Linked DNA regions of Homo sapiens: regions 1 and 2 are each linked to region 3. The links are chromatin loops, found by intact Hi-C in ENCODE. Cell type or tissue: Caco-2. All regions are shown on one strand. Each heading gives the region's core, and the rest is flanking DNA. Links, peaks and the distances in the headings are about the cores only. Region 1 has its middle 90 kb from the start of IPMK. Region 2 overlaps LOC105378316 (a long non-coding RNA gene). Region 3 holds the start of IPMK (inositol polyphosphate multikinase).

What was found. Peaks named below come from ENCODE experiments on the same cell type or tissue, not always from the same donor. Only the 100,000 strongest peaks of a DNase experiment are listed, where the experiment ranks them.
Region 1: a loop joins it to region 3, with 4 times the contacts of the local background. A loop is called at or near these places in 9 of 110 quality-filtered maps.
Region 2: a loop joins it to region 3, with 7 times the contacts of the local background. A loop is called at or near these places in 2 of 110 quality-filtered maps.

Annotation. Positions count from the first base shown.
Region 1 is chr10:58,172,856-58,183,558 of GRCh38, reverse strand. No RefSeq gene overlaps it. Among named protein-coding and RNA genes, the nearest start is that of IPMK, 90 kb to the left of the region's middle. In Caco-2, for the core only: CTCF peaks have their summits at 5,816 and 6,018 (motif pointing left); no DNase peak of the experiment used is centred there.
Region 2 is chr10:58,463,120-58,473,822 of GRCh38, reverse strand. LOC105378316 (a long non-coding RNA gene) reads right to left here. Exons shown (of 5, transcript XR_945984.3): 2 at 6,485-6,638; 3 at 6,141-6,409. Among named protein-coding and RNA genes, the nearest start is that of BICC1, 44 kb to the left of the region's middle. In Caco-2, for the core only: no CTCF peak of the experiment used is centred there; DNase peaks (open chromatin) are centred at 4,447, 4,882, 5,142 and 5,592.
Region 3 is chr10:58,267,318-58,277,866 of GRCh38, reverse strand. IPMK (inositol polyphosphate multikinase) reads left to right here and starts at 9,973. Exons shown (of 6, transcript NM_152230.5): 1 at 9,973-10,445. The coding sequence starts at 10,256. CISD1 (CDGSH iron sulfur domain 1) reads right to left here and starts at 8,705. Exons shown (of 3, transcript NM_018464.5): 1 at 8,563-8,705; 2 at 545-750. The coding sequence starts at 8,593. RefSeq lists silencers at 8,278-8,327, 8,918-8,977, 9,683-10,192 and enhancers at 8,548-8,597, 8,443-8,999, 10,444-10,549. In Caco-2, for the core only: no CTCF peak of the experiment used is centred there; DNase peaks (open chromatin) are centred at 8,786, 9,826 and 10,416; H3K4me3 peaks cover 3,737 bases.

The DNA.
Region 1 (10,703 bases), core at 3,950-7,949, 92 kb after region 3:
GAGTGGGTATTAATTACATTGTGAGAAAAGTTCAAGTAGAGTTTCTGCAGTTCAGTGGCCTCTCCTCTGGTGAAAATACTTTGACCTTGTGTAATAAATCATCCCATGCGTTCTCATAAAACAGTGGCATTATTTTTAAAAAGACCTTAAATAGTAAATGAACAAAAATAGAAAATTTAGGTTGTATTTTCATATCTGTAAATGTCTTTCTTAATGAAGAAATGAGCTTCTTCTACATAAAAATTTGCAAATTGATTATTTCAGGCATTTTCAGCCTTTTCTACTCTTGATTCCTTTCCTGTCTTCATTGTGTTCATTCCATGAAAATGGGCCACGAAGGAGTGTGCCACAAAGAATATCACAAGAAACAGGGTCTTTGAAAAGAATCTTTCCGAGGGAATCAAAGTTGAGGTGAGGCCAAGAGATTTAGAAGACACTTAGAGATACACTGTGGGCTCCACAGCCTGGATAAGCTCCTTCCTGTGGGCCGGGCCTGTGAAGCAGTGATGGCGAGTGTTGCAGCAGAAGCAGGCCCTGTCTTACCCTCCAGAACACAAACTGATCCAATCAGTACGTGAAGCCACTATTGTCCATTTTACAGATGAGGGAACTGAGGCCCATGTCTAATGTCATGCAGTTAGTTGGTGTTAAAGCTAAGATTTGGGGCCAGGGCTGGTGGGCACTTGTCTTTCTCTCCTTATACCTATCATTTCGCCACACTTTAGGTACACAATTTGTTCATTTGCATCAGTATGAAGTTAGAAAAGTCCCACCCAAAGACAGACAGACAGACAGACAGACAGACATACTTTTATCTAGTAGCACTTGGGGAAAAGAATACAGTTGGCTTTATGTATCTGCAGGTTACTTATTTGCAGATCCAACCAATCAGAGATGGAAAATATTCAGGAAAAATCTCCAACAAAAATAACAATACAACAATTAGAAATAATACAAATTTTAAAATACAGTATAACAACTATTTATATAGTTTTGCATTGTATTATATTTAATACATAATCTAGAGATGATTTAAAGCATACAGTAAGATATGGGTAGGTTGTATGCAAATGCCACACCATTTTATATCATAGACTTGAGCCTCCACAGATTTTGGAATCCATCTGGAACCAATCCTCTACAGATACCAAAGGATGACTGAATTAGATAAAATTCAGCAAATATGTCACTAATACCACCCTCTCTTTCCCACTATACCAGGTAGTGTCACTGTGAGGTGGAATTCCCTCCTTCTCCCCGAAAGGAGAAAAACCACTGAACTCATAGGGTTCGTTTCCCCTGGCTGGACAGAGACTGGGGACTTGGAGTTAACAATCTTTAACGATAAATAGAAGAGGTGGTCTCCAGAAGAGACGAGGGGTTCTGGGAAAGCACTGATGGCAACATTGTTTACCACGATTGTGACAGTGGTTATACAAATGTTATCTATTTGTCAAGACTTGAGAAACTTATGAACGGTTGCATTTTGTTATATGTAAATTATAATTAAATAGAGTTATGAAAATAAGCAATAGGCAATGTAGGGCCTGCACATGCTCTGCCAACTGTCCTTGTTCTAAGACATACATTCACTTTGTTTTCATGAAAATTAAGCAGTAAAGCACAGAGCAGAACACAATATGACTGAAAGATAAATACATTTTCTGGTTTATAAAGGTTAAATGTCCTTCCCCCAGCAACATCTCTTAGCAGACCACTAATCATTTTAATCTCTAGCTCTTAAACTTGTATTCCAAAAGAACAAATCAGAGATCCATGTATTCAAATTTAGTTTCTTCTGAGTATTCACGCACTTGAACACCCTTCATTTACTTAGATGGATGATAAGTCACCAAGTCGGAAAACATTGGGTTACTTTCTCATGAACTATCCTAATTTTTGGTCTGGTTATTCCGGATATTTTACTGAAGTTAAACTGTGATCTAAGGTATAGTAACTAGAAGTTAAATTGTGATCTAAAGTGTAGTAACAGTAGCTAGTATTCATAGTACAGTAGCTTAGTCCCAGCACTGTACTTTATATGAATTAAGCCATTAGCCATTTAGCAGCCAAAGTAATTAGAAATAGTCACAGTGTAATTTAGCTACTACCTGAGAGCAGTAAATATACCAAAAAGTCTTAGAAAAATACAGATTCCTTTCTGGTGATCCTTAGCTCCATCTTTGGAGTCAACGCCATCTTTCCAGCTGTCTCTGCAACAAAACAAAAAAAAGAGTCATCTTTGACTCTTTCTTCCAAATCCATTCTATTAGTAAGGTTTGTTGGTTCTACCTTCAAAAATACACCCAGAGTCCGACTCCCTCTCACCACCTCCAGTGCTAATACCCTGGTCCAAGTCCCCATGATCTCTTTCCAGGGTTGCCCAGTGGCCTTCTAGATACTTGCATGCTTCCCCTTTTGTCACCCTATCCTCTTTCTCCACTAGCAGTGAGAATGAGGGTGTTAAAATCCGAGTCAAATCATTTCACTCTCCCACTCAAGATCCTCCAATAGTGTCCCATCTCACTTGAATAAAATCCAAAATACTTATGGTGATTTCCAGAGCCTTATATTCTCGAAACTGTGGCTGCCTCTCTGATCTCATTTCCTTCCATTCCTATCATATTTAGCCCTCTGGCTAAGCTGGCACTGCCCTTCGTGCAGTTCTTCCTGCTACGCCTGGAATTTGCACTTGCCTTTACCTGGAACTTTCAACTCTCACATCTTCATAGACTTCTCCCCAACGCTTTCCAGTTCCCCGTGCCTGTATCATTGCCCTAGAAGGCTTTTTGCTGGGTAAGAACAGCCGGTGCCTCATGACTCAGGCATTTTGCACTGTCAAATGTTTCTTCACAGCACTTATTATTATCTGACATATATTATGTTTTTCTTATTTATTTATTGTCTGTCTCTCTCATCCCCTGTCCCAACCCACGCCCCCACACCATATTCTCCCCCTGTAGAAGGGAAGCTCCAGGAGAGCAAAAGCTTTGTCATTTTTGTTCCTGGTTGCTTCTGCAGCATCTAGAACACTGCTTGGGACAGAGTAGGTGCTCCTTATATGTAGAAGGAAAGAAGAAAGAAAGAAAGAAAGAGAGAGAGAGAAAAAAAGAAAGGAAGAAAGAAAGAGAAAGAAGAAAGAAAGAAAGAAAAAGGAAGGAAGAAAGGAAGGAAGAGAGAGAGAGGGAGGAAGGAAGGAAGGAAGGAAGGAAGGAAGGGTAATGTCTTTTTGGTGACTTTAAATTTTAGAGGATAAATATTTGTGATCCTGTTCCCCACTAGCTGCAGGGGCTTTTGAGGGTTCCAAGGGTGTTGGAGCATAAATGGCTCTAGTTGGCTGTGCTCTCAGGTAGTTCTGTTCTCCCTGCTTTTCGACAGCTACTCTCTTTCTTTTGAATAGAAGCTTTTTTAGCAGGCAAGGAAGCTGTATGTTTGGGCGCCCTTCCAGACCTCACCCTTTGTGTCTTTTCACTTAATTCATCCTGGTTTGTATCCTTTATAATATACTGTAATTATAAGTGTAGCACTCTCCTGAGTTCTGTGAGTCATTTTAGTGAATTATTGAACCTGAGGGGGTCCTTGAAACCCCCAGATTTGTAACCAGTTGGTCAGAAGTATGGGAGGCCTGGACACCCCTGAATTGGCATCTGAAATAAGAGCAGTCTTTGCGGGGACTGTGTTCTTTAACTTGCGGAGTCTGAATGCTAACTGGATGGTTAGCATCAGAATTGTATTGCAGTATATTAATATGTGTTGCTGTTTAAAGATGGCTTGGTTAATATATACTTTTGATTGATTCACACTGAACACCCAGCCAACAGCACTGTAACTCATGCCTGAATGAAGCTTATCTTCATGTGTATTTTCTTCCTCACGCATATTACAGCCTTCTACACTTAGGAACACTAGGCAACACCTCAGCACTACTCTTGGTAGGGCCATTTTAAACAGCAATATCACCAAAAAAGTAAATAAAAATAATAAAAGTACCAAAATGCAAAATCATGGCAGTAAATAGACTGTGAAAAGGATACTTGTTTATGTGAGCTGAAACAAGAAGGCAGAACATTACCTTGTTTGATTGCAGCTAGGAAAGCGTGCCTCCGGTGACTCATTTTGTGTGTGTGTGTGTCTGTTCTGTATGTGTCTGCAAATGACTGATAAAATGCTGTCAATATTTATTGTTGTTTTTAGTATTTGTGTTGGGGCTGCAAATAAATTTTAGCAAGTAGGTGAATTTGCAAATATGAAATCCATAAATAGTGAGGCTCAACTCTGTATACATTAAGACATCTCCCCCACCCCTCCCCCACACAAACATGCACATTTGATTACAACCTTCTATCTCACATCTTAAAAAAAATTTGAGGCCTGGTGCAGTGGCTCACTCCTGTAATCCTAGCACTTTGGGAGGCTGAGGTGGGAGAATGACTTGAGGCCAAGAGTTTGAGGCAAGCCTGGGCAGCAAAGCAAAACCCTGTCTCTATAAAAAATTTTTAAAAACCAGCCAGGCATGATGACTCAGGCCTATAGTCCCAAATACTTGTGAGGCTGAGATGGGAGGATCACTTAAGCCCAGGAGTTGGAGGTTACAGCGAGCTATGATCACATCACTGCCTGGACAACAGCCCTTGATCTTGTTTAATTCTGCAGCTGCTTTTTCTGCTCCATAACAAGCCAGGGTGGGACTCAGCTCCTTTTCTTTGATTTCCTCTCACACTAATCACACAGAGACTTTGTTTGTGCAGCAGGATTAAAGGAAGGCTTGGGAATGATAAACTTGGTTGCATTGCAATAACACAAACAAATTGAAATAGAATGTTAAACATCTGTGTCTTAAACTACCCTTTAGTGCCTACATCTCTCCCTCCTGGAATTTTTAACAGTTACTATATCCGAGTCCTTAATGTCTTTATTAAAAACAACAAGCCATCTACCTACTTCAGATCTTAAGCTTAACATCACTGGCAAAGCCTTCCAGTCTCAGTTGTGTTCCCCTGTTTCTCAACAATGTCTGTAAAGAACAGAGGTTTAATTTTACAAAAATGAATTATGATAGCCACTTTTGGCAAGCACAGTTTCAGTAACATTTTTCTTCCTCTATGTTACTGATGTCAAACCTATCTAATCCTCATACAATCTCTATGAGAAAGTTTTATTCCAAATTTACAGATGAGGAAAAGGCCTGGGGAGGTTAAACAGCTTCCAACTCCTGAACACTGCCCAAGCTCACAGAGCTTAGAATGAGTTCAATGCAGATCTAAGAGGCCAAGGGATTTAACTACGGCACTAGATTTGCTTACTTCCCAATTCTGTAATTTCCTTAACAAGGGATACCTGTGTTAGTGATAATATGTTGTGCCATGTATATCACTGTGGAAAAAAACCCCGTCTTTAATCAAATTAAATGCTGAAAATACCATCCAAGTTAAAAGTTAAAGATGTGGGTTTATGGACTCTTGCATTTCATAGAGATACTCTGCGTGGTGAAGAAGCTATTGAAAGGCAATACCAAAAATCAAATTGTTTCTGTTTGAGAGTACTATATAAAAAGGTTTTAAATAAATACTTAATTATATTGGTTAATTAGGTACCTGCAATATTAGGCAATTTTCTGATGTAAGACAATTCTGAAAGTATGCAAATTAAAGAAGTAAAAGTACAATGGTGGAAGCATGTCCAGATTATATAAATGAATTAAAAATTTTCAACTTGTCGCTAAGCAGATTTCTTGCTTTCTTTTAAATATACAGAAAAAGCATATGGATTCTCAAGATAAACCACATATGAAAAAGTTTTAGCTTTTTTTAAAATTTTTACAGCTTCACTGAAATGTCATTCAAGACATATTAGTAAATTTGTGATTTAAATTTAGAAGCCATCACCACAATCCAATTTTAGAACTTTTCTAGCACTTCCCAAATTTCCTTCAATTTCACCTTTTAAGGAGTGTTAAGAGCAGAAAACACACACAATTATCTGACTTAAAGAGAAAAGAAAAATCACCTAGTACCACCTAGTGGTGTATAAGTAGATAGCGAGTTGATTTTGGAATTTTTGAAATCCAATACTCAGACATTTCTCTTCCATGGGATTACAAATTAGCTACTAATATTTCTGGTTTATAATCGAAAGTTAACTTCAAAATATCCACAAGCTTATCCAAAATATTTACTAGATAAATTTTAAAAACTTTAGTTTTAAAAACAAATGATATCCTTTCTTCAAATGAGAGTTTACTTGGAGTCCCAGTATGTTTAGCAGATAAATACTTAGTTTATCATTGGATGGTCTACTCACTCCCCTACTTGCTGAAAATAATTGTAGAAAGTAAAGACTGTGGAGAAATACACAAAACAGAAAGAATAGTTATCTCTGAGTACTGGAAAATAAGTGAGGTTTTCCTTTTGGTTTTATTTTTTCGCTGGAGTGTGTATATATAATTGAAAAAAACTATAATAAGTTGTATTTAGAAATTCAATATAAAATTTTAAAATATTGCAAAAATGCCTACCAAGGTCCTTGCAAAACAGCAATTTTCCATGAATATTATTTGCCCTTCTCGTTTCCTTCCTATTGGTGACAGTAACTCTCCATCACTCACAGGCTGAGGACAAAGGAAAATGTCTATGTCTTATGGTTAGCTTGAGCTGCCATAATTAAGTGTTATATAGACTGGGTGGCTTAAACAATACAAATTCACTTTCTCACAGTTCTTGGGGCTGGTAGTTCAATGGTTAAGGTGGAAGGCAATGATTAATTGGGAATGTCTTCTCTCAGCCTCGCCATGTAATTCCTTGCAGGAGTCTCTGCTAATGTTATCTGGCTTCATGGAAGCTCAATGTCCCATGAGTAATGAAGTCATATTGTGTAAGGTTCATATGGTGAAATGCACATAATTCTGATAGTGTTCCTGGAAAACAGTGCTTTATGATGGAAAAACTATTCAGAGAAAGAATAATTTCAGCAAGTACAGTTATATAAGAAGTCATGTCAAATAGAATAATAGTAGTAAATGCCTAATTTGGATTCCACTTCTGGTTCTGATTCTTACTATCCACGTGACCTTGAGCAAACCACTTGATGTCCTCCTGAGTTTGTTTCTCAACTGTCAAATGGGGATAATAAAAAAATCTACTTTATAGGGTTGTTATGAGAATTAAATGAAATGATAAACATATAGCATATATTAAACACTCAATAAACATTAGGCATTACTACTATTACTTTACATTAATATTATTTTCTTAGGATGGCATATGAAAGATCTGTCTTAACTGTGACTTTGGGGGAAATCTAATCACACCACTCCCATAGGTGTGGATTACAGAACTTTGGGAGAGATAGACACAGTGCTGTCCTTGGTTCTGAAACCACCATACTAGGACATGATTGCTTTGAAACCTCAGGATACTGGTGAATGCTGGTCCAACCTCTTCCAAGAATTTTGAAGCAGGCAAGGGCAAAAGTGGAGGAAATTATGGAGGAGGAGGAGAAGGAGGAGGAGGAAGAGAGAGAGAAGCATAATTCCTAAGAACTTGCTAGGAAAGGGGTGGGAAGAAACCTGCTTGACATTGTTTTCAAAGTGCATTGGTTGCTGTCATCAAGCAAGAAACAACCCCCTTGTATTTGGCAGAGAATTGTAGGTGTGTGCTGAGGGGGTACTTTATATATTCCTTTCCTCAAGCTATCCTTGGTGTACTTCCCTATCTCTGTGCCTAATCACCTTGGTATCAGTACCTAATCAGTAAACTGAAAGTTCACTGAGGGCAAGGACTGGGTCTCCTGCACTCTTGTGAGGACAAAGGAAAATGTCCATGTCTTAGCTTGGGCTGCCATAAAAAGCATTGTAGTCTAGGTGGCTTAAACAATATAAATTTATTTTCTCACAGTTCTGGGGGCTGGAAGTCCAAGGTAAGGTTGCCAGCATAGTTGAATTCTGGTGAGGGCTCTTTTCCTGGCTTGCACATGACCGCCACCTACTCCCTGTGTCCTCGCATAAGGGTGAGGGAGAATGGTGAAGAAAGCTTTATAGAGCAAACTCTCTGGTCTCTTTCTATAAGGACACAAATTCCATTATCACGAGGGCCCCTAATTAGCTCCCAAAGACGCTATTTCCAAATAGCATCACACTAGAGGTTAGGGTTCAACATGTGAAATATGAGGGGACATAAACATTTGAGCGGACATCAATCCACGATATCTTGTAAAGTGGGAAGCACACAGTTTCTGTAACTGAAGGCCCTCAATAAATGGTAGTTTTATAAAAAGAAGCGGCTGTATCCTGGGCCTCACTGTTTTGATGTTACTATATAATTCTACTTTTTCATGTTGCAGATTAAGTAAGTTGAATCTGGTATTAGCACATATGGCTTTGTTATTGTCTTTGTTTCCTTGGCGGTGTGCACCTGCTCAGCATAGAAGATGTGCAGATTGACTGTGCTGAGAATGGCAGTTATCCAGAGGTGTGGAACACTGCAGCATGGAGCCTCCATAGCAGAAAAGGCCAGAGTCTAACTACACTAAGGGATGATTGCTGGGTGGAGCCTGAGTGCATTGTATTCTAGAGTTTAATGTGCACGAATAGCCACGACTTACGTAGCGCTTAGTGTATGCCAGCTGTTCTAAGCATGTTATATATATAGATTCATTTTAATTATTACAAAAACCCTAAGGGATAAAACTGTTATTATTTGAATTTTACAGATGAGGAAATTAAGGCAAAAATATGTAAAAAAAACCTTGACAAAGGTCACACAGTAAGTGTCACAGGGGGAATTTGAATTCAGGCCATTGGATTCCAGTGTTTTAACCACCATGGTATGGTATCCTTCCTAAAATTTAAGTAACACCCTGCAAGGAATTTTCTTCTTGGGTTTAGTCTACTAGCATATACTGTATCTTCCTATGGTTAATATCTAAATACTGTGAGGAGTGGTGGGGGTGGGGGGCAAGACTGAAGATGAGAATTGAGAAGTGGCTTCCTCTGGAAAAGCGATTTACTCAGGTAAGAGAGAGACAGTGTCTTTAAGAAGGTAGCACAGCCTCACCAGGACAGGGTAGAGAGGGCTGATCCATTTGTCTGAGGAGGTTCATAGGGAGTTGGAGTCTTGGTGTAGTCCAAATCTTCTAAATTCTGTCCCACTCCTTTGTGACCAATGCTATAACTGTCATGTAAGAAATCATGAAACTGTGACCTCAGACCTTGGAAGAAATTCAATCTCCAATTATCTTAGCTTTAGTGCTAAATAATAATAGAAAGCCTTTAGTTCATCATGGTTCAGAGAATTTAAGCATTTGAGCTTTTGTCTGTTTAACTTTCTGGTTTTGTTAGAAGTTGCTACTCCGCAATATTGAATTCCTTCAGTTTTTCATACTAGTCTAAGGTCGGAGAATAGCTCAGCTTCCCTAAATCTCTTTTAAAGGTCAGTTTATTCCAGGTGACCATAGGAATTCATTTAATTAGATAATTCACCACAGCATGCTATGGGCTGCTAAAGTCTAGTTTCTGAGCATTAACATAGTTCTTACTACCTTTAAGTCAAATAACCAGTGCCAGATTTTTCCTATCCCTGAGGGTCGAGTGTCTGCAACTAACTCCTGATGACGTAGTGGAAAATTTTGAGCCAGAAATATCATTTCCACCTATGTTCATTTCCTAGGACTGCTGAACCAAATTACTACAAACTGAGTGGCTTAAAACAGTAGAAATTTATTTTCTCATAGTTCTGGAGGCTAGAAGCTCTAAATCAAGGTGCTGGCAGGGCCATGTACACTTTGAAGCCTCCTTGAGCTTTCAGAGACTCAAAGACTCCTTCCTTTGCCTCTTCCTAGCTTCTGGTAACTCCCAGCATTCCTTGGTGTTCTTTGGTTGATATGGTTTGGCTGTGTTCCCGCCCAAATCTCATCTTGAATTGCAGTTCCCATAATCCCCATGTGTCCTGGGAGGAACCAGGTGGAGATAACTGAATCAGGTTTCCCCATCCTGTTCTCGTGATAGTGAGTTAGTTCTCATGAGATCTCATGGTTTTATAATGGGAGTTCCCCTTCACTGGGCACTCATTCTCCTTCCTGCCATAATGTGAAGAAGGATGTGTTTGCTTCTCCTTCTGCCATTGTTAGTTTCCTGAGGCCTCCCAGCCATGCTGAACTGTGAGTCAATTAAACCTCTTTCCTTTATAAAGTACTCAGTCTCGGGAATGTCTTTATTAGCAGCATGAGAATTGACTAATACATTGGTTTATACCTGTCTGACTCCCATCTCTGCCTCTGTCTTTATTTGGCCTTTCCCCCTCTATGTATGTCTGTGTCTCTTTGTCTCTAAATTTTCCTTTCCTTATAAGGACACAAGTTATTGAATTTAAGGCCCACCCTCATCCAGTATGAGCTCATCTTAATTTGATTACATCTGCAAAGAGACTGTTTTAAAATAAGATCATGTTTACAGGTACTGGAAGTTAGAGCTTGAAAATAAATTGTATTTTAGCTTTTTAATTGTTTAATGCTTGCTTTTAAATCAAATTATACAGTCACATAGATTAAAGTGCCAAATCATTCTGAAATTCTTTTTTCAAAGCACCTGTATGCCCTTTATCCCATTTCTTTTCTTGCAGAAAAGTATTTGCTCACAGAAAAACTGAATTTTAAAAATTTTAGCTTTTGTTTCCTGAGCACAGCTACCTGTATTTCAGCTTCTTCCTCAA
Region 2 (10,703 bases), core at 3,406-7,405, 200 kb before region 3:
TCTTGCTAAAATTGTAAATGCAGCCCTACTTCAACTCAGTTCCCATTGAAATGAGGTAATTAGCTCCTGGTCCTAACAAAAAAGAAAAAAAAAAGATACCTCTCTGGTGGAAGATACCATCAGAAGTCTACAGTTATTTTATACCAATGCCCAGCATGCAATCAAAATTTACTGCACATTAAAACAATCAGGATAGGTAATAATAATCAAAAAATAAAATAAATACAAGCCCAAAGAGAATTGAGATGAGAAAAAGCACAATAAAATAACCATGGCATGTTAAAAAAAAGTTTCAAAAAGCATGTTAAAAAAAAGTGAAAATTATATTTTAACAGATAATTGGGCTCTATCAAATTTTTAAATGGGTATTTTAGAACTGAAAAGTATAATGTTTGGATTTGAGAACTAATTAGGTAGGTTTAAAAGCAAACTGGATATAGATGATAGGATTAGTTAATTTAAAGACGGATCAATAGAAACTATTCAAATTGGATCACAGAGAAAAACCAAACTGGAAAGAAAGAGTATGTCCAAATGTGGAACATACTCCAACAGTTTAATAAAGTGTAATAGAGTCTCAAAGGAGAGAAAGGAGAGAGAATGGAGCAGAAGCAATATTTGAAAACACACAACTGAGAAATTTCTAATAGTAATGGAAGATATAAACCCACCAATTCCAGAAGTTCAAGAGTCCCTAAGCAGAATAAGTACAATGCCAACAGTAACACCAACAAACCCACCATACCTGGACACATTGTAGAAATTGTTGAAAAAGAATGACAAGTTCTAAAGCAACCAGAGCTGGGGAAAGCCCAAGTCTTCAGGGGAACTACAATAAGACTGACAGCTAACTTCAAACAAAACAAAACAAAACAAAAAACAAAAAAAAACACTGTGTGGCAGCCACGGAATTGCACCCCTCAGATCTCCCTTCAAGAGATCATGCTGTGGGGCGCTCATCTTATTGACAGCTGCTGCACTGTTAGATCCACTAAAACTTTCATATCAAATCATACTTCCCCTGGGCTGCTTCCAGTCAATGAATTAGCTCAATGGGGGTATGAAAATCAGGCTATATTGGTAGATGCAGAATTTCTTTAACAGGCAATTTGGCTCAGGAGATCTCTACTGACCTGGCCATGAATTTAACAGACCCGTCGATAGTCTGAGGCTCTTCTGGCCTAATCCTTCCTCACCTGTCTTCTTTCACAGGTGCTGGACCTGTCTTGGTGTCTGAAGGTTCTCCCTGCCTACTCCTCTCCTTCTTTTTTTATCCTTTACAGGCATTTCCCCCGAACAAATTTCTTATATTTTTAATCCTATCTTGGTGTCTGCTTCTCATGGAACCCAAAATGACACACTGTGGAAATCAGGAGACGATGTCATGATATTTTTAAAATGAAAAAACAAAAAGGCAAACAAGACCTCTCAACCTAGAATTATACACCAGTAAGAATATTTCCTTCAAATTAAAATAGAATTTGTTGCTAGCTGCACAGCATTGAAGTAAGTACTAAAGGGAGTTCTACCAGCAGAAGGGAAATTTTCTGAGCTAGAAACACAGAAAATTAGAAGGAAATGAAAAACACCGAAAAGACTATAAATCAGTGAATAAATATAAAAGAATACTAACTATTTAAAGCAACAAGGCACAGTGGCTCATGACTGTAATCCCAGAACTTTGGGAGGCTGAGAAGGTAGGTTCGTTTGAGCCCAGAGTTTGATTGCAGCCTAAGCAACATGATGAATCCCTGTCTCTAGGAAAGATACTAAAAAATTAGCCAGGCATGGTGGAGTGTACCTGTAGTCCCAGGTACTTGAGAGGCTGAGGAGGCTGAGGAGGCAGGAGGTCAAGGCTGCAATGAGCTGTGATTGAGCCACTGTACTCCAGCCTGGGCAACACAGCAAGACTCTGTCTCGAAACTACAAATAAACAAATAAAGCAACAACAATAGCATCTTTTGGAGCTTAGAACATGTAACATAGTGTAAAATATGTGACAATAGCAAAAAAGGTAAGAGAAAGGGGCAAATGGAGTCAAGTTATAAGATTCTTACATTCTATGTAGAATTAGATTACTAGTTAAGGTAGACTGTAACTAGTTAAGGATGCATGTTGAAATCGCTAGGGCAATGGTTCTCAACCTGGAGCAATTTCACTCAAGAGGCATTTGACAAAAGAAATTTCACTAAAGAGGCATTTGATAAAAGAGAGAAGGAAAGGAAAGGAAAGGAAGAAAAGAGAAAGAAAGATGAAGGGAGGTAAGAAGGAAGGAAAGAGGGACATATATTTGGCAATATCTGAAGACATTTTTGGTTGTCACAATTATGGGTTGGAGGAGATGTCAAAATTATTCTGCATTGAAACACTAACTAAAAGATGGATATTCTCAGAGTGGATTGAAAAACATGACCCAACTATATGCTGTCTCTAAGAAACTTACTTCAAGCATAATGATATAGGTAGGTTAAAAATAAAGGATACGAAAACATATTCAATGTAAATCTTTAACAAAAGAAAGCTAGAGCGGCTGTATTAATATCAGAGAAAGAAGAATGAAGAGCAAAATAATTTACCAAGGATAAAGAGGGACACTATATAATGATAAAAGGGTTATTTCACCAAGAAGATACAATAAATCCGAAGTATGTTTGCTCCTTACAATAGAACTTCAAGTTGCATGAAACTAAAAGTAGAAGCAGACAAATCCCTCATTATAATAAAAGGCTTCAACTCTCCCTTCTCAGTAATTGATAGAACTAATAAAAAATCAGCAAGGATATTAATAAACTGTAAAACACTATCAACTGACTGGATCTAATTGAAATTTTTAGAACATTCCAGGACCAATAGCAGAATATATATTTTTTTCAAGTGCACATGGAACATTCACCAAGATAGACAGTATCCTGAGTTATAAAATAAAGTTTAACACATTTAAAAGAATTGAAATGATACAAGGTTTATTCTCTGACTATACTAGAATTAAACTAGAAACTGATGATAGAAAGATAACAGGAAATCTCAAAAACTTGACAACACACTTCTAAATAATCCATGCATTAAAGAAGTCTCAAGGGAAATTAGAAAATATTTGGAACTAAATGAAAGTAAAACATACCAAAATTTGCCAGATGACAAAGCAGTGCCTAGCGGGGAATTTATAGCATCAAATGCTAACAGAAAGCACCTTGAGAAACCCAAAAAGAAGAGCAAAATAAACCCAATGCAAGCAGAAGGGAAAACATAATAATGCAGAAATCAATAAAATTGAAAACAGAAAAAGAGAAAGTCAATACAACCAAAATCTTGTTCTGTTAAAAAATTAATAAAATTAAAATTGTATCAAAATTGACAAAGAAAGAAGACATACACTACTGATATCAGGAATTAAAAAGAAAATATCACCTAGACCCCAGCATACATTAAAAAAACAAAGAACTTATACAAGCAATTCCGCACACAAAAATTTGACAACCTAGAAAGAAAAAATGGACAAATGCCTTGAAAACCAAAAATGCCAAAACTCACCCATAATGAAACAGATTATCTGAATAATAGAATAATACAAAAAATTAAATAAATTGAATTCATAGTTTAAAATCTTCTGGAAATAATTCATCCAGCATTTCTATTTGTTTATATTGGTAAGATTTCAGGTTATCTTAGCTCATATATTACCAGCAGTGAAACTCTAAGTTGTTCTGTTTAGTTTTTTAAGCCAATTTGAGTTGAGTTTTCTGTTATGTGAAGAAACAGAAAATAGTGTTATCTCCCAAAACACATCAGAATTTCTAATATTAACCAACCTGTACCCTTCAGAGGACATTTTGATGTTTCAGAATTCTAAAAACACCGTTAAGTTTGTGGAGCTCAAAATAGTATTATAGCTGTTGAGTGTCCAAATACAATACTGAAGTGACTCCGAGAAGTAATTGTAGGAAGCCTGGAAGCAGTGGTAGCCCTAGTAGTAGTAGAGTAACAGTACTTGTGGGTAAGAGATATTAAGTACTTATCTGTGGCACTCCACGAAGAACTGAATATATGAAATACCACTGTACAGTTTTATACATGAGTAAATGGAAATACAGACAATAAGACAAATAAATAAAAACACAGATAAAGTACCACGTAGAATTTTCTGGAGAATAGTTTTCTTCCCAGCCTACAGCCTGGTTGTGCTCCTCCTGCTCTGGAGAAGAATGGATTTAAAAGAATTGTCATTTTTCCCCACCCATAGGAAAATAGCTGAAACAATACATATTTAGTTTCCCAGGGAGTGCTTCCAGCATGAGAAAAACCAAGTTATGGCAGAATCAAGAACCTGCCAATACCAAAAGTGAGCTTTGTTCTCCAGCCTGGACCTGCCTTTTTCATAAATTAGCCCATAGATTCACCATCTGTATTTGCACGCACACACACACACACACACACACACACAACTAGCCAGGAATGGATGCACAGTGTCTATGGCAGAGAGCTCCCAGCTTAACAGGAGGGCTGTATCAATGAGATGGTCAGTCTTTGAGCTGATACAACAATAGTCTTCAAAAAGAACATGCACATTCCCCTTGTTCACTTATTGAAACAGAACCTTGAAAGCACTGCTATGCAGTGTCTCACAGTATGCCCATAAACTTTTGCTAATTTCAAGAAACTACTGCCATTAATCTCCTCAAATTTGATAGGAAAAAAATTATATACAAGTGGGCCGGGCGTGGTGGCTCATGCCTGTAATCCCAGCACTTTGGGAGGCCGAGGCGGGTGGATCATGAGGTCAAGAGATTGAGACCATCCTGACCAACGTGGTGAAACCTCGTCTCTACTAAAAAAAAAAAAAAAAAAAAAAAATTATATGCAAGTGAACTGAAAAAACAAACAGATGAGCACCATTTATTTCTACACTTTCTCCATTCTAATGAGGCAATGGTCCAAGAAACCACATTCCTGCCCTTGTAAATCAACTGCCAACATGAATGTGATTCTTCAGCTATGAGAAAATGTCTTCTAAAGGGTACAGGTTGGTTAATATTGGAAATTCTTGTGTACTTTGGGAGATAACACTATTTGCTCTGATAAGGACTAGTACTTTTTTCTTCCTTTTTATCTGGACATGTCAAGAATCAGTCATGTCATTTTGCATTTTTCCTTTTTCTTCCTCTCACCCTTGCCCCCTTTGGGATTCATGCCAGTAACATGTTTTCCTGATACAGCAGTGAATGTAATCCAGTATTGACATTTCCTATGTTAAATAAAAGTTTGAGACTTAGGAAAAGTACACATTTAGGAATAATAAATAAAAGTTTCAATGTGGAGCAGCTACAAAGCAAGAGTATACTAACCGTACCAATCCAAGTGTATAGCTTTATGACTTTTAAATCTCTTCTTGTAAATAAATTCCCTAGTGTTAGGGTTTACACTTCAAATGAAAAGAAGATGGGTGGATAGAAAGAAAGAAGACAGAGAGAGGGAAAAAAGGAAGGAAAGAAGGAAGGAAGGAAGTTAGGAAGGAAGGAAGGGAGGGAGGGAAGGAGGGAGGGAGGGAAGGGAGGGAGGGAGGGAGGGAAAGGAAGAATGCAGGCAAGTGAGGGAGGAAGGGAGAACTCCAAGTGCGGATTCAAGGCACTTGAGGGAGTAAGCCAACTCTGAATGGCAAAAAAATAAACTACAGCTAACTCTGGAATTTCCAGCTACCTATTGGTTACTGTTTGGAGAGAATTATTGACAGATGGATGTTTACTCTCAGCAAAAAAGCTCCTGTTTTATGAGATTGGTGAGCTTTATGCCTGGAATACAGATGGTTATCAGTAAATTTTTAGTAAATGAATGAGTGAGTAAATGTACAAATTTCTTTTTTTATGTTCATAAAACTGAAGCCTACAGATGTTTAGTGAGTTGCCCAAAGTCATATAGAAATTCCTAGGTGCTTGAAGTATTCTAGATGGAAAATTTAAGAAAGATCACCAATTCAGACCTAAGAGATCTAGATTCTTGTTGTGAGTTTGTTTTGTCATTTCACCTCTCAGGACCTCTACATTGCAGAAGGCAGAGACTCATCTATGTTGTTTTCTCTTGTACCTTCAATGCTTAACACAGTGTTTGGCATATACTAGATGCTCAATAAATATTTAAATACTTACCATTTTCCCATCTGTAATATTTAGTTTGCCTGTATGAAAACTGAGGAGGTTGGCCGTAAGGCTTTCTGAGTGCGTCTTCCAATTCTACCCCTCTGTGGGAGAGGATCTCTGCTTCCAGTCGTTTTTCATACCCTACTTTCTAACTTCCACTGCTCCAGTTGCATGGGAAGGCAAACACAGGTGGGTGAGGTTCCAACATCCTTTCTCCAATGTTATATCATCATCCCTCTGAGCTCTTATTTCCACAAGAAAAACCACAAAAACACAATCTTAATGGAAAACAGTGAATCAATCAATTACTTCATTGTCTATTTTGTAAAATTAGTTCCAGAATCACCACAGACCTCCCAATCTCCAAACCTCAGCAGCCAAAGATTCCCCAAACTTTCACATTAGGTGTTCCAGCCACTCTTCCCTAGAGGGATACTCAAGCCCCTGTGACATTCCTTCTCCTTGTCTTCTGTGGGAGCAGAGGGGAACTCAACAGCAATAAGCAGCCTGGGAAAAAAATAGCAGCCACAATGCTCCATTTATTATAGGATGGTGTCTTGAGGGAAACTTAACTCTCCCATACTCCTAAGGTAAGTCCTTCTCCCTCCTTTCATGACAATTTCCTAGCCAGAAAAATAGTAGCAAAACCTGTACCACAAGCAGGAGAATCTGTCCAAGTGTCAGCACAGCCTTCCTATGGTTCGAAGAGGGAAAGGGCTCACCCACCCAGAAGATGCATGTTTCTCCTCTTTTGACAACTCCCTTCCTGAGAAGGAACAGCCCTGGCAGGGGCTATTCCTCTGTGACTGTGAAGTAATGTGGAGTATTCTGAGGAGGGCCCTGGTCAGGAGTTCAAGAATCCAGTTTACCTCCGACAGACTATGTGACCTTGGAAAATTCATTTTTCTCCAAGCTTCAGATTCCTCCATTTTTAAAATGGATTTTCCCTTTTAAATGATTATAAGATTCCTTTTTAAAAACATTTTTCTTATTTCATAAATAATACACAATCACTGTTGACATTTTTAAAAGTATGGATAAATTAAAAGAAAAAATAACAATAATTCACAATCTTACCACCTAATGATTGACACTGTTAGCATTTTTATGTATTCCTTTTGGTGAGACTGCTTGGGATTTTAGCATCACTGAATATATATCTCCCAGTGAGAGTTGCCTCTTCAAAGCCTTTCCAAGCCTTGCACATGTACCAACAATGCTGCCCATAAATTAGGAAGTTGGGGAACTGCTCTTCGGTAACTCACTCCCTGTAGACTGTGACTCTGTCTTTGGAATGTCCTTGGTAATAATAAGTCATCTGAGGGTCGTAGTGATTATTGGAAGAGTCATTTGAAGACAAATTTACATGATTGGAAGAATGATCAAGCTGAGTACCTCCATTTGTTTTTCTTTATTTTAAAGTCATTCCTATAAAGTTTAAAGACTTTTTCATGTTTCTCTGGTGTTTTCAAAATTTTTGATGTGTACGTTTACAGAAGGAGAGGAATAAATTTCATTATTTTGGAGCAACATTTCTCAAAGTGCGTTCTATAGCACAGCAGATACTGGAAATGCCCTCCAGAAAGAGAGTTCTCTGATCAAAGGAGTTTGGAATAAACTACACACTCCATCTAGTTCCTTAAAGACTCACAAAGAACACTGAATATATTAAAAGCTCTGAGATTTCTCCACAAATAAAGCCCTTTAACTTTAATTAACTGTAGTTTCTAAACTTATTTCAGTTTAAGACACTTACTTGGGAGGTCTCATGAGACTTATTCACTGTCACAAGAACAGCACAGGAAAGACCTGCCCCTATGATTCAATTACCTCTCACTGGGTCCCTCCCACAACGTGTGGAAACTATGGGAGCTACAATTCAAGATACGATTCGGATGAGGACACAGCAAACCCATATCACATGTGAAATATAAAAGTGGAAGCAGCAGTGGGAAGAGCCTTGTAGGAACTTCCAGTCTCCAGCTCCAGTACAGAGAAGCCATCCTTGACTATGTCTCCCAGCGGCCCTTGGGAAGGCAGCCTGCAGAATTAGGGAGGAGTCACAGGGTGAAAGAATCTTCCAGCTGAAATTTGTAACAATTTTGACTGGGCATGAATTTTCTTGAGCAGAATTCAGGGTGCGGGCAAATGGGAATTGCTGCAGATATGAGTGCAGGAGCTGCTGCTGACATTGTGGGCAGAAAGGGAGGGGCAAGGCCTGAAAGCCATTCTTGCCTTCTTAGTGGGGAAACTATGGCCTGGAGAAGGTCTGAGTTCCACATGCAGGCTGCCTGGATCTAAACTCAGTGCTGTTGGCAGGGCACTGTGGGAGTAAGACTGGCCTCACTAACTACATGGGAGCTGGATGAGGCCTTTCACTACCAGCTATCCCCCACTTCTGTGGCAAACTATATGACACAACAGAGGCAGGCATAATGCCCTCTGGAACATAACCCCATTGGCCTGAGAACTATCCCCCAACCCCTCACAGTGGCCATGGCAACCCCCACCCAAGGAGAGTCTGAGAACAGACCCGCCTAACCCTACCGCCACCTAATGGTAGTTCTCTACCTGCCCTGGTAGCTGAAGACAAACACATAAACTCTTAGGAGCTTTATGGTCCCACCCATTGCTTGAGAAACCAGAATACTTCCCCTGGCCAATTTAGGGCAAACCCAAATCCCACTGCTAATACCACAGCTGGTGCTCTCTTGAAAGCACCACCTCCTGGTTGAAGGCCAACCAACTCAGGCCATTATAGCAACTCATGACAGAATAACCTTCCGTCCAGGAAGGAGAAAACTATAGCTAAAACAACTGCCTGAAACTTCCTAGCTAACTAGAGATCCTGAGGGTGTCCACATGACAACTTTACTACTAGCAAAATCAGCATTTGAGAAAACCAGCACACTAAACATATCTACAATCAAGGATTCTCACAGAGTCTCCTTCACTCCCCTGCCACCTCCACCAGATCAGGTGCTAGTATCCATGGCTCGGAGACCTGAAGATGGATCACATCACAGGACTCTTTGCAGATATTCCCCAGCACAAGCCCAGAGCCTGGTAGCCCTGCTGGATGGCTAGACCCAGAAGAGTAACAACAATCATTGCAGTCTGTCTCTCAGGAAGCCCCATACCTAGAGAAAGGGTATGGAGATTCCCTAAAGAACTAAAAGTAGAACTACAATTAGATCCAGCAATCCCACTGCTAGGTACCTACCCAGACAAAAAGAACTCATTATATGAAAAAGACCCTTGCACACACATGTTTATAGCAGCACAATTCACAGTTGCAGAAACACAGAAGTGGCCTAAATTCCCATCAATCAATAAGTGGATAAAGAAAATGTGGTATGTATATACCATGGAATACTACTCATCCATAAAAGGGAATGAAATTATGGCATTGACAGCAACCTGAATGGAGCTGGAGACCATTATTCTAAGTCAAGTAACTCAGGAATGGTAAAACAAATATTGTATGTTCTCACTTATAAGTGGGAGCTAAGATATGAGGACACAAAGGCATAAGAATGATATAATAGATTTGGGGGACACAGGGATAAGGGTGAGAGGAGGGTGAGGGATAAATAACTACCCATCAGGTACAGTGTACACTGCTCGGGTGATGGGTGCACCAAAATCTCAGAAATCACCACTAAACAACTCTTCCATGTAGCCAAAAAACCACCTGTTCCCCAAAAGCTATTACAATAAAGTAAAAATTTTATAAAATATAAAATCAATATTTTTAAGTGTGTGTCTATACTAGTGGGAAAAAAAAAGAAATAACAAGAAAGAGTACATTCAAAGCAGAAAGCAACCCAAAAGCCATTGTTTATTAGGGGTCATCTACAAGTCTCTAGTAGCAGACGGCTTGGGATTAATGGCCCATGCTCAAGTGACAAAATGCAAACCCTGAAATCAGTGCATTATGGAAGGTTGATCCATAGACCACTGAATACATTCAGGAGCTCCAAGAGACAATTAGGTCAATGGATGAAGCAGGGGAAAGATAAACCACACAGAAGTGGGTGGTGAAAAAACTACTACCACTACTACAGTGAGATATCTCATCCTAGTTAAAGTAGCTTATATCCAAAAGACAGGCAATAACGAATACTGGCGACCATGTGGAGAAAAGGAAACCTTGTACACTGTTGGTGAGAATGTAAGTTAATACAGACACTATGGAGAATAGTTTGGAGGTTCCTCAAAAAAAAAAAAACTAAAAATTGAGCTACATATGATCCAGCAATCCCATTGCTGGGTATATACCCAAAAGAGAGGAAATCAGTATATCAAAGAGATCTCTGCATTCCTGTTTGTTGCAGCACTGTTTACAATAATTAAGATTTGGAAGCAACCTAAACGCCCATTAACAGATGAATGGATACAGAAAATGTGGTACATATACACAATGGAGTACTATTCAGCCATAAAGAAGAATGAGATTCAGTCATTTGCAACAATATAGATGGAACTGGACATCATTATGTTAAGTGAAATAAACCAGGCACAGAAAGACAAATATCACATGTTCTTACTCATTTAAATGAGATTCAGTCA
Region 3 (10,549 bases), core at 6,550-10,549:
AAAAAATTTTTACTTCTTCTGCTTCTCTTTGTGATTAGGCTGTACACTTCACTTTCTGGGACAGTGGAAGCTAAGAAATCCTAAGAGCAAATTAAAGGGATTTTCTTCTTTTCTTTGGCCAAGAATATGGTTAAATCTGCCTGAACTCGATGAGGGTACAACGTAATTCTACTGCATACTGGTTAGATATTTTAGAAAATATATTTCTTTAAGAGCATATGGAAGGCAAAGAAGAATAGGATTCATTAAAAAAAAAAAAAGAAAGAAAAAGTGATATTATAACAGGTCACACGTGGTGGCTCACACCTGTAATCCCAGCTACTCGGTGGCTGAGGCACAAGAATCACTTGAACCGGGAGGTGGAGGTTGCAGTGAGCTGAGATCACACCACTGCACTCCAGCCTGGATGACAGAGCAAGACTCTGTCTCAACAACAACAAAAAAGGGATATCATAACAATATCTGGTGAACAAGTCTGACAGAATAATTTAAAAAGAAATATAACATTAAAAATGGTACTGTATGAAGGAATTGCTTTCCTCACCTTTTTGGACCTCCAACAACGGCAGTACACAGCTTTATCTCCCAAATCCTCCATGTCAAAAGCATGTACTATCTTGGGGTTGTCTTTCTGGATGTGAAGGTTTATCATAGCTTTATTTCGATGATCTTTAACATAAAATCTTTTGTAAGCTAGATAACCAATTGCAGCTGTCCCAGCAGCAATGGTAACTGCTGCGATCCATTCAACTAGAGCAGGGAAGGAAAACAAATAATTATCAAAACCAAAATATACACCAATAATATCACATGCATGTCAGAAAATCCAGTTTTTGAGTATTAAGCATCCTAATAGTCCAAGGTTTTTAATGTTAACAAAATGATCAGAAAACACTGGTATAATAGTCCTTTGTTATGACTTTCCCTGGCCCTTATTGAAGCAATTGTGTATTTTCTACTGAGTGATGATAGCTACATTAAGTAGAAGAAACTTAAAATTATTATTTTAGAGCTGGAGTAAAAAAAACCCAAAGCTCAATAATCATTTAAAAAGTGTTTATAAGTAAATTTTAAATAACATGTGAACTTGCAGGTAACTATTGCTTAAAAAAAAAAAAAGCCCCGAAACATAAAAATTCAGATTACAAATAACATTTTGTTATGTTAACAAAATGACTCCTTTGAGTTTATTTAAATAGTAAGATCCCTTAGTGATTTTTAAATTATTTAATTTACCAAAACTCAATTGCAACTATCACAGAAAGCTGTAAGAGAAATGATACCCAAAGAAACAGATAAACAAAACAAAACCACCCTTAATGTTAATTTTCAAAGGAATATATGTAGCAGGATTCCAGGTTTCAAAGTCATTCTTCATTCAAAAGTCCTTTGTTTAAAATTTCAAAGTGTTTTCTCATTAAAATAAAAATCAGAATGTACTAACTTCATATTTTGTAGAAAACATGATTATATAAGTATAGTTATATTCTCATTTAATAAATTCTAAATATATTTTAATTTTCTATAAAATTTATTTTAAATTTAATGGCATTATTCTGCTTTCTAATAATAAAAAAACTGACTAACAAGCCATCTAGTTATTCTTTTCAAGCAGCTTTTCAAGTCTTTAGAAACCCAAGGACTTAACAACTACCCCAGCTCCAGGCAATGTTGGAGAGAAGAAAGTTCTGCATAATCTGGTTAGCCTCAGCCTCAGAGGAGAGTTGTCTATTCCCAGCATGGAGTGGGCTGCAGGAAGAAGTTGAACAGGGGTCAGGATAAACACACTGGACTCCTTCCCAGCACTTCCTGAGTCAGATCTTCAGTGTTTGAAATAAGTTCCCAGACTATCAAATAAAACCCTAGACAGACAAGTACAAAAAAACACATCCCAAGGCCAAATAAAAACACATAATTAATAATTAGTTGTATAGTTTACTTGCACTATTGAGTCAAATTTCTTATTTCACCATACCTAATAGTACCTTACATAAAACTGGAGCTTAATCTTCTAAAACTGTAATATAAAGGATCATTCTCAGTCTCTTGTATCTTGGTCTTCTTTTCTAGTTTATTTAATAATTTAGACTTTATCTAACTTATTCCTGCATTTTGCTCATCTCGTAAGAGAGCATAATTTCTGCCTCTTCCGGTTTATCCTCACTTTCTAATTAATGTGTTCCTTGGATTTTATTTTCAACCACGGTAGTATTTTTCTTAACAAATTAATTTATACTGTTTTCCTTCCCGTAGCATTATCATTCTTTCTTGCTATAATTCCCTAATAAACACTAATGTTTCGTCTTTCCCAGGTCCTGCATGACTGAGAAGACAAGTTAAGTTAATATATCACCTGACAGCTTCAAACCTTTGGCCTCATCAGAAGACATTTTTTAAGTAGGTACACATTATGTGTAGATTTATCTCCAACTTTAGTGCTGCTTCATGGTATTACCCTGTGGTTATTCCAAGCAGGTCTACAATTTTGCTATGACTTCTGGCTAGATTCATGATCTTCCTTTCTAATGTTATTTACCATGGAACTTTCTTGAGAAAACATTTCCTATGCCAGGAGCTGTAGCAATCCACTTCTTAGCTAATGGAAAGCCACTCTGAATAGCTAATGTACCTATCACAAAATGGGCGAAAATGCTGCTTTGCATAGTATATGCACCACAACATTTGCTGAACATCATCTTTAGTACAAACTTAAAGGGGGGCAATATCCCAAAAGACTAAAATAACGCAACTTCCTTAATGCTGTCGATTTTAGTTACACTTTACTTTTTAGGTGAATTATAAAGTACTTCATAACATATTTGTTTGATGGCACCTGCATATTGCAAACAGTCCTGAGATCCAAAGAACTACAATTGGTTAGTATTGGTTAATTTGTTTCATGACCTAAAAAGAGAATACTATAGGAATTTCTACATGAAACTCATCATGATAAGTGAAAATAATCTCTCCTAGTCATTAAATCCCATTCTTCTTGCATTCTTTTTTCTCATGTAATTTGCCAACTGCACCCACAGGTCACTTTTTTTTTTAAGCTTTACCTCCCTTGGATTTTGTGATGGTGGGAGACAGGACAGAATAACTGACATGGAAAAGGGGTAACACCAAAGGCATCATTGAAAGAAATGGAAACTGACTCCAGATACCCAAGACTAGCTGCCCCATGGGGAATCAAAACACACACTTTGTGCTCTACCCCCAACCCCTAGCAAGGGCCACTTATGACCCTATGCCAATGTCACAGTACCATGTGTTCGAGGAAAATAGCTTTGTATTTGCTCTAAGGTCTTGAGAAAACAATTTCCATTTCTTTTTTTTTTTTCCCTTCCCAAATTCTAATTCTGTAATCTCATTAGGGACAAATGCAACAGTTCCCAGAAGTAAAAAAAAAAAAAAAAAAAAAAAAAAGTTGTTATTTTATCACTTCATGAGTGTAGCCTGAATCATCAGTCTTTTCTGGCAAAAAGCTGTGGATGCCACTGGCAACTCTAAAGGAAAAGGAAACTATACAGAGATAGACAAAAATGATGACAGGTCCAAAAATCAACAATTAGGATAAAGAAAGAACTGAAGACCTGAGAAATTGAACAAATAAAAATAGCAACATCCAATAATCCCTGATAAATGGGTATATGCCTATTAAGAATTGTCATAATCTCAGAAGCAACAAGGAACTTTACTGAGACCCAATTCTTTTTTCTTTTTTCTTTTTTTTTGAGATGGAGTCTTGCTCTGTTGCCCAGGCTGGAGTGCAATGGCACAATCTCAGCTCACTGCAACCTCTGCTCCTGGGTTCAAGCAATTCTCCTGCCTCAGCCTCCCAAGTAGCTGGGATTACAGGCGCCCACCACCACACCTGGCTAATTTTTGTAATTTTAGTAGAGATGGGGTTTCACCATGTTGGCCAGGCCGGTCTTGAACTCCTGACCTCAGGTGATCCGCCTGCCTCGGCCTCCCAAAGTGCTGGGATTACAGGCATGAGCCACCATGACCAGCCCTCGCTTTTCTTTTCTATAGACATTTCTCAAGGACAGTTAATTCCTGTAGTTAGGTCAAACCTCACCCTACCAGACCTTGTGTAATCATGCTTTATATCTACACAAATACCATTAAAGATCACAAATGTAGAGAAAGGTAACACTTCCAATAATTTCTGAATAATCCTCCCATTTGCTTATTCTTCCATTGGAGTACTATTGTATAATCTTTGGTTTTCTCTTTAAAATTATTCAGAGAGAGAGAAAACGTGGACTTGTTCCCAAACTCATCAGCCTTGTATATAACCCAATCTTCAGCTTTTTTTTTTTCTTTTACTGTGAGCATTATTTTGCTTTAACTTAGAAATCTCTCTCGGCTTCTTTTACCTTAGCCCCTTTTCTGCTCTAAACTGCCCTCTCCAGCCCACCATCAACTGCCATAGAATCATAATGTTTCTCCTCTTCTATGAGGAGAGGGGGAGGGGAGCTGTGCTTAAACCCTTCCCTCCCTTAGATCTCCCATAGGCTGGCAGGCCGTGCCTGGTAATTTTTTTTTTTCTCAAGGCCTGGCATATAAGTGATATTCAATAATGTTGGTTGAGTCAAAAGAAATAATGGATGACTAATTTAAATTTGCAATTCCTATGTGCAATTTTTCTATCCTTACACTGCATTGCTCTTATACTAAATGACTTATCTTTACCTTCTTCTTAACCTGCTGTATCAGGGTGTGGAATTTACTCCCTGATACATATATTAAAAACAAACAAACAAACAAACAAAAAACTTCAGGTATATATAAGAAGCTATGTTTTAAAAAAACTTTATTATGGACCATTTCAGACACACACAGGGAATACTATAATGAATCCCATTTACCCTCAATTAGCTCTAACCACCATCAATTTGGCCAGTCTATAGCTCCAAACTCCCCCCTTATTTTTCTTTTTTTTGCGATGGAGTCTCGCACTGTTGCCCAGGCTGGAGTGCAGTGGTGCAATCTCAGCTCACCGCAACCTCTGCCTCCTGGGTTCAAGCAATTCTCGTGCCTCAGCCTCCCAAGTAGCTGGGACTACAGATGCGTGCCACCATGCCTGGCTAATTTTTTGTATTTTTAGTAGAGACGGGGGTTTCACCATGTTGTCCAAGCTGGTCTCGAACTCCTGACCTCATGATCTGCCCGCCTTGGCCTCCCAAAGTGCTGAGATTACAGGCGTGAGCCACCGCACCCAGCCCTCTTATTTTTCATTTATTGTTTATAACTTATAGGAGCTATCCCTTTTATTTTCAGTATGATCCATACCTTTCTTTTCAGACAAAAACCCTTAAATAATGACTTTAAATGACTTGGTGAATTTAGTGAACCAAAACAATATTTTCCTATGTTGTGGTTAAATGAATTAGAAAATTAGTTTCAATAAAATACACAAGAATATGAAAGAGAATAAGAATTTATGAAATGTAATTTTGGTTACAAGCGTTGTAGTGATCAGGGTTTGGGATAGATAATGAAGTACAAGATGAACAGACAAATCCCTATGTTGCAACTTGAGGGTAAAGTAAAAAAAAAAAAGTGATTTCAGGGGAAGGCAGGTTAAGGGATGCCTTTCAAAATTACCTGGTATAGTTGGCTTTTTTTTTTTTTTAAAGATGAGGGTGAATTATGAGTGACTTAAGGCTGAAGAAAATCTTTATGAGGCACTAAATATTTACGAACAACAGATATCACTGAGGCAAAGATTTAAGCAAAAGAAAACGGCATCTGGAGGACATGGAGAGAGAACAGCCTAAGAGTTAACATCTTCCTTGCAAATAGAAGAGAAAGGGTTAAGGGTGAGAGTGATCAATGAGTGCTAGAGTTATCAAGGAGCAGGATGATGTTCAGAAAGGTCATCTATTTGGATATGAGGAGGAATCATAAGAGACTGGACGAGTAGGCAGTGAAGGCCACTTAGTACTAGAAAATATAATAAACTAATGGTCTTATCGACCATACTGGTATCAAGAGCTATCTCAATGATCAGGATCTTAAGAGTATTTCAGTTCCAATCATTCATTCTCACTGCCTCTGCCTGATTCCAGTCCTGGCCTGATTCCCGTTAAATTTTTTTTTATAAACTACCTTTTATTTTTCTTCTGATGATGAACAAGAGTTCTGCATACACGTACACACTTTATATTTAACATATATTTATATAGTGCTTACCACTGTCACATATCATTCTAAACCCTTTATAATTACAAATTCATTTAATTGAGAAGAGACATGATATCTTTCCCCCAATTAAAAGATCTAAATTGATTTTCAATCTGTAGGAATAAACTTGGTTTAAAGTTTGAGAAGAGAACCAAACTTGTGTGTGATCTAAACATTAAAAGTTAAATCCCCTCGACATTCTCTTTCCCTACCTTGCCTACCTACTACTATATTGAGGAGGAAAATGTTGGTAGAAGAGATTTACAAAGGCTTTGGGCCTCTCCCTACAGTCCTCATGACAACTTGCATGCTTTTTGGTGAAATAAAAAATAGTCGGCCGGGCGCGGTGGCTCACGCCTGTAATCCCAGCACTTTGGGAGGCCGAGGCGGGCGAATCACGAGGTCAGGAGATCGAGAGCCATCCCGGCTAAAACGGTGAAACCCCGTCTCTACTAAAAATACAAAAAATTAGCCGGGCGTAGTGGCGGGCGCCTGTAGTCCCAGCTACTTGGGAGGCTGAGGCAGGAGAATGGCATGAACCCGGGAGGCGGAGCTTGCAGTGAGCCGAGATCCCGCCACTGCACTCCAGCCTGGGCGACAGAGCGAGACTCCGCCTCAAAAAAAAAAAAAATAGTCATGGCAACGTGTGGTGTCTCACATATGTAATCTCAGCACTTTGGGAAGCCAGGGGACCAAGGAGAAAGGATGGCTTGGGCCCAGAAGTTCAAGGTTGCAGTGAGCTATGATCACAACACTGCACTCCAGCTTGGGCCACTGAGTGAGACTCTGTCTCAAAAAATAATCACTCCTCCTAACAAAGTTGAATACTTCCAGTTGAAGCCAATAACCTGCTTCAGTGATTTCCTATTCCTTAGGCAATGGAAAATGATTGGGAAAGTTGCCTTTGAATTCCCCTATGGTTAGACTTGAAAAACAAAACAAAACAAAAAACCTTGTCTTGTCTAAAAAAGAAATCCTGCAGACCAGCCTGCAGATAGCGGTAAGTCCTAAGGGGTTCACCCGTTTCACATTTCAATAATATGCAACCTAAATAGAGTTTAGTGTTCATGTACACAAAATGATCCCGTATTTTAAACACACACTGTGGAATCTTTTGGTCCACCTCAAACATGTGCAGTCTTCCTGTAAAATTAAAAATATCAGCGGCACAAGTCACATGAACATCTCATTTCACAAGTCTTAATCCCAAGAGAATATAGTTTTTTAAAAAACAAAAACAAAAATCACACCCTATTTTAAATGCACCAAGCTGCCTCTATTAAAAAAAGTCTCAAGATGAGTATCCTTTAATATAATTTTTGCAAATAATAATCTCTATATCATTAGTAACTTCGAAATGTCATGGAATATCACCCTTAGCCAGGTAAATTTTGTCAACAGAAGTGGAACTCTCCAATTTTTGGAAACTACCTATTAAAAAATTAGGGCTCAAGTTAGTAGGGACTTTTTATTACCTGGCACTACAGATGTTCAATATTTACTGAACGTATTTTTAATTAACCTCTAGACAGTCTCTTTGCCTTTACTCAAAACCTTGCGAAGTGGCGTTTTATAGAGGGGCAAAGATCACATATATTGTGTGTCTGGTACACAGTATTATATTAACAATTATAACATCACCAAGAATGGTTATAAAGTGAAACTCCACATTAAATGACTGCTTATAAAGTCTCTTAATTTTATTATAACGGGACTTTCTGCGAAATACTGTTTCCAAACGCTAGGTACTAGCACAGGGGAAAGAAGACTCAGAAAGCTGAAGGTTCAACGAACGCAGTTTTCAATCCTTTATCCTGGACTACTGCCACCGAGTGTCAGATGCCAGAGGAATAATAAAAAACCGGGAAAACTGAAAACCTCGGATTGCGTTTCATCCCTTAAAAAAAAATCTGCAAAACTAAGATGTGATTAGTCACGCAATGCTTCAGGATTGCAGGAAATCGACGTTGTGGCCCGACGCTGACTGAAACATGAGAAGGGCAAACAGGTTTGCTGTTGTTTTCTCCCACCTTTCCTTCTTTTCCAGGCTATGTGACTTAAGGACATGAAAGCGTCTTAGGGGTGAACAAGAAAAGCTAGCGGCGCGGTCATTAGGTGTTAGGGTTTGGCTAGCTGGGGTAAACGTGGACTCTGGTCCGGCATGGCCCCAAACCATCAATCCATCCCTGACCTCGCCCCCTTTCGCTGTCCGGCCCGGAGCCCGCAGCCGGGCCGAGCGCTTGCCCTTCTGCATCTCAAGGTTATAGGACCGGCGGGCGCGTAGGGCAGTGGTAAAACAACCCAGTCGAACTGCGGGCGCGGCAACCGCTGAGCCTCACCAGCCTCACCCGCTCCCAGGCCCCACTTCACCTCGTACGCTGGAACTGGAAGTCAGACTCATGGCGCCGTCGCTTGCAAGGCGTGTGCACTAGGATACCGAGCTCAAACGGGTTCGCGCGGCCGGCGAGAGTAAAGGTGCCAGCGGCGTACTAAAGCACCGACTCCGCGATGCTACCGCGCAGGCGCCGCGGCGGGTCGTAGGCACGTGTGTGAGCTCGACCCTGGTAGGTGCTGAGCATGCGTGGAGCTGTCCTGGCCATAAGGAAGTCTGGACTCCGGATTTTGACAGCTACGGGAGGTGGGAGGAGGAAAAGACTTAGGTAGCAACAGAGTTTGCGCAACGCCGAGGGGCGGGGCCCTGAAGCCGAGGGGCGGGGCCCTGAAGCCGAGGGGCAGGGCCCTGGGATTAGGGAATCCAGGCCAGATTTTACGTCTCTTCCAGGTGTGTGGGCTTCTGGGGGCAGAAACAGGTGTTAATAGGACACTTACTTTAATCAGATACCTAAGATTTGACCCCAGTTTTTCTTGCTCGGGGCTTGTGACGATTTACCTTCAAGGCCAGGTCCAGCTTTTATATAACATGCCAGCGGCGGACATACAGGAATCAATGACTGAGTCCCATTCCAGAACCTCGCGTAGCTACCGGTGTCCATCCCTTTCTGCTTTTGATATAATTATCTACTCAGGACCTTGGAACCTGCACTATCTTAAAGGTCGAGTGGGAGAGAAAAAACTTGCTCCTTTCTTTAAAAAACATGTTCACTTAAAAAAATTAGAAGTTTTCTCTGTCTTCTACAGTCTGAAATTCGTGTCGGTTCCAATTTTATTTTATTTTTATGTGTTTTACTTTTTGGTAAGAGCGGTTTAGAGACAGCAATCCGGGGAGGGGGGCTGAGATTAACTCGAAGGGTATTTTGAAGGCGCATCTCTAATAAGCTGCCTGCTTTTACTTCTGTTGTTTTCGTGCGGGGTGGGAGTTGGAGGGAGTTGAGTGCAGTTAGGGGTGGCCTTTAGAGCCACCCTTGGCAATGCTAGTGCCTTCCAATTCTTGCCGGACTGCTCCGCACACTTAGAAGTCCCTGGCTTCTCTGAGCTGACGCGCTGAGAAGCGTGTTGAATGAATGAGGCCACAGCAGCACGCGTGACTTCGAAATGCCCGCGGGGTGGGGGTGAGAAGAAACAGGGGTGCGCTCGCCCTATCCCTGTCGCCGTCGCCAGGTCCTGGCAGCACGGCGCGCCCGCCCCGCTGACTTGGGGGGCCGGAATCCCGTTGGACGGCCTCTGGGCATGCTCAGTAGCGGCGGCAGCGGCGGTGCGGGCGGCGGTGACGCGCGCGCGGCAGCTGAGGGGACTGGAGGACGGCGGGAGGGGGCGGGGGCGCAGGAGGTGGGNCCGCCGTCGCCGTCAGGGCCCCAGGGAGCGCGGGGCGCCGCTGCTGCTGTTCTTCGGCTCGGTTCTGTCTACCGGGCAGCGCCGGGGCCGGCGGCTGCGGCGGCAGAGGAACAGGAGCCGGGAGCCGCGTTCCGCCGAGAGTTGGGCAGAGGAGCGCCCGCGCCCCGGCGGCGTCATGGGCCCCCTCCCCGCGCTTCAGAGGGCACCAGCCGCGGGAACCCCCGGGCCTCCTCGCGCCCGAGCCTGAGCGACCCTCGGGTTCTCCGGCGCCCCCTCCCTCGCCCTATTTTTTTTCCTACTCTCGCTGCCGTTACCGCTTCTGCTCTCCGTTATGGCAACAGAGCCACCATCCCCCCTCCGGGTCGAGGCGCCGGGCCCCCCAGAAATGCGGACCTCACCGGCGATCGAGTCCACCCCTGAGGGCACCCCGCAGCCGGCGGGCGGCAGACTCCGCTTCCTCAACGGCTGCGTGCCCCTCTCGCATCAGGTGGCCGGGCACATGTACGGGAAGGACAAAGTGGGTAAGTGGGGGTGGCATAGGTCTCGCCGCTCCCCTTCCGCCTGTGCGAGCCCCCTGTCAGCGGAGGCAGCCTAGCGCTCTCGGGCCTGCCTGGACGCCCCCCTG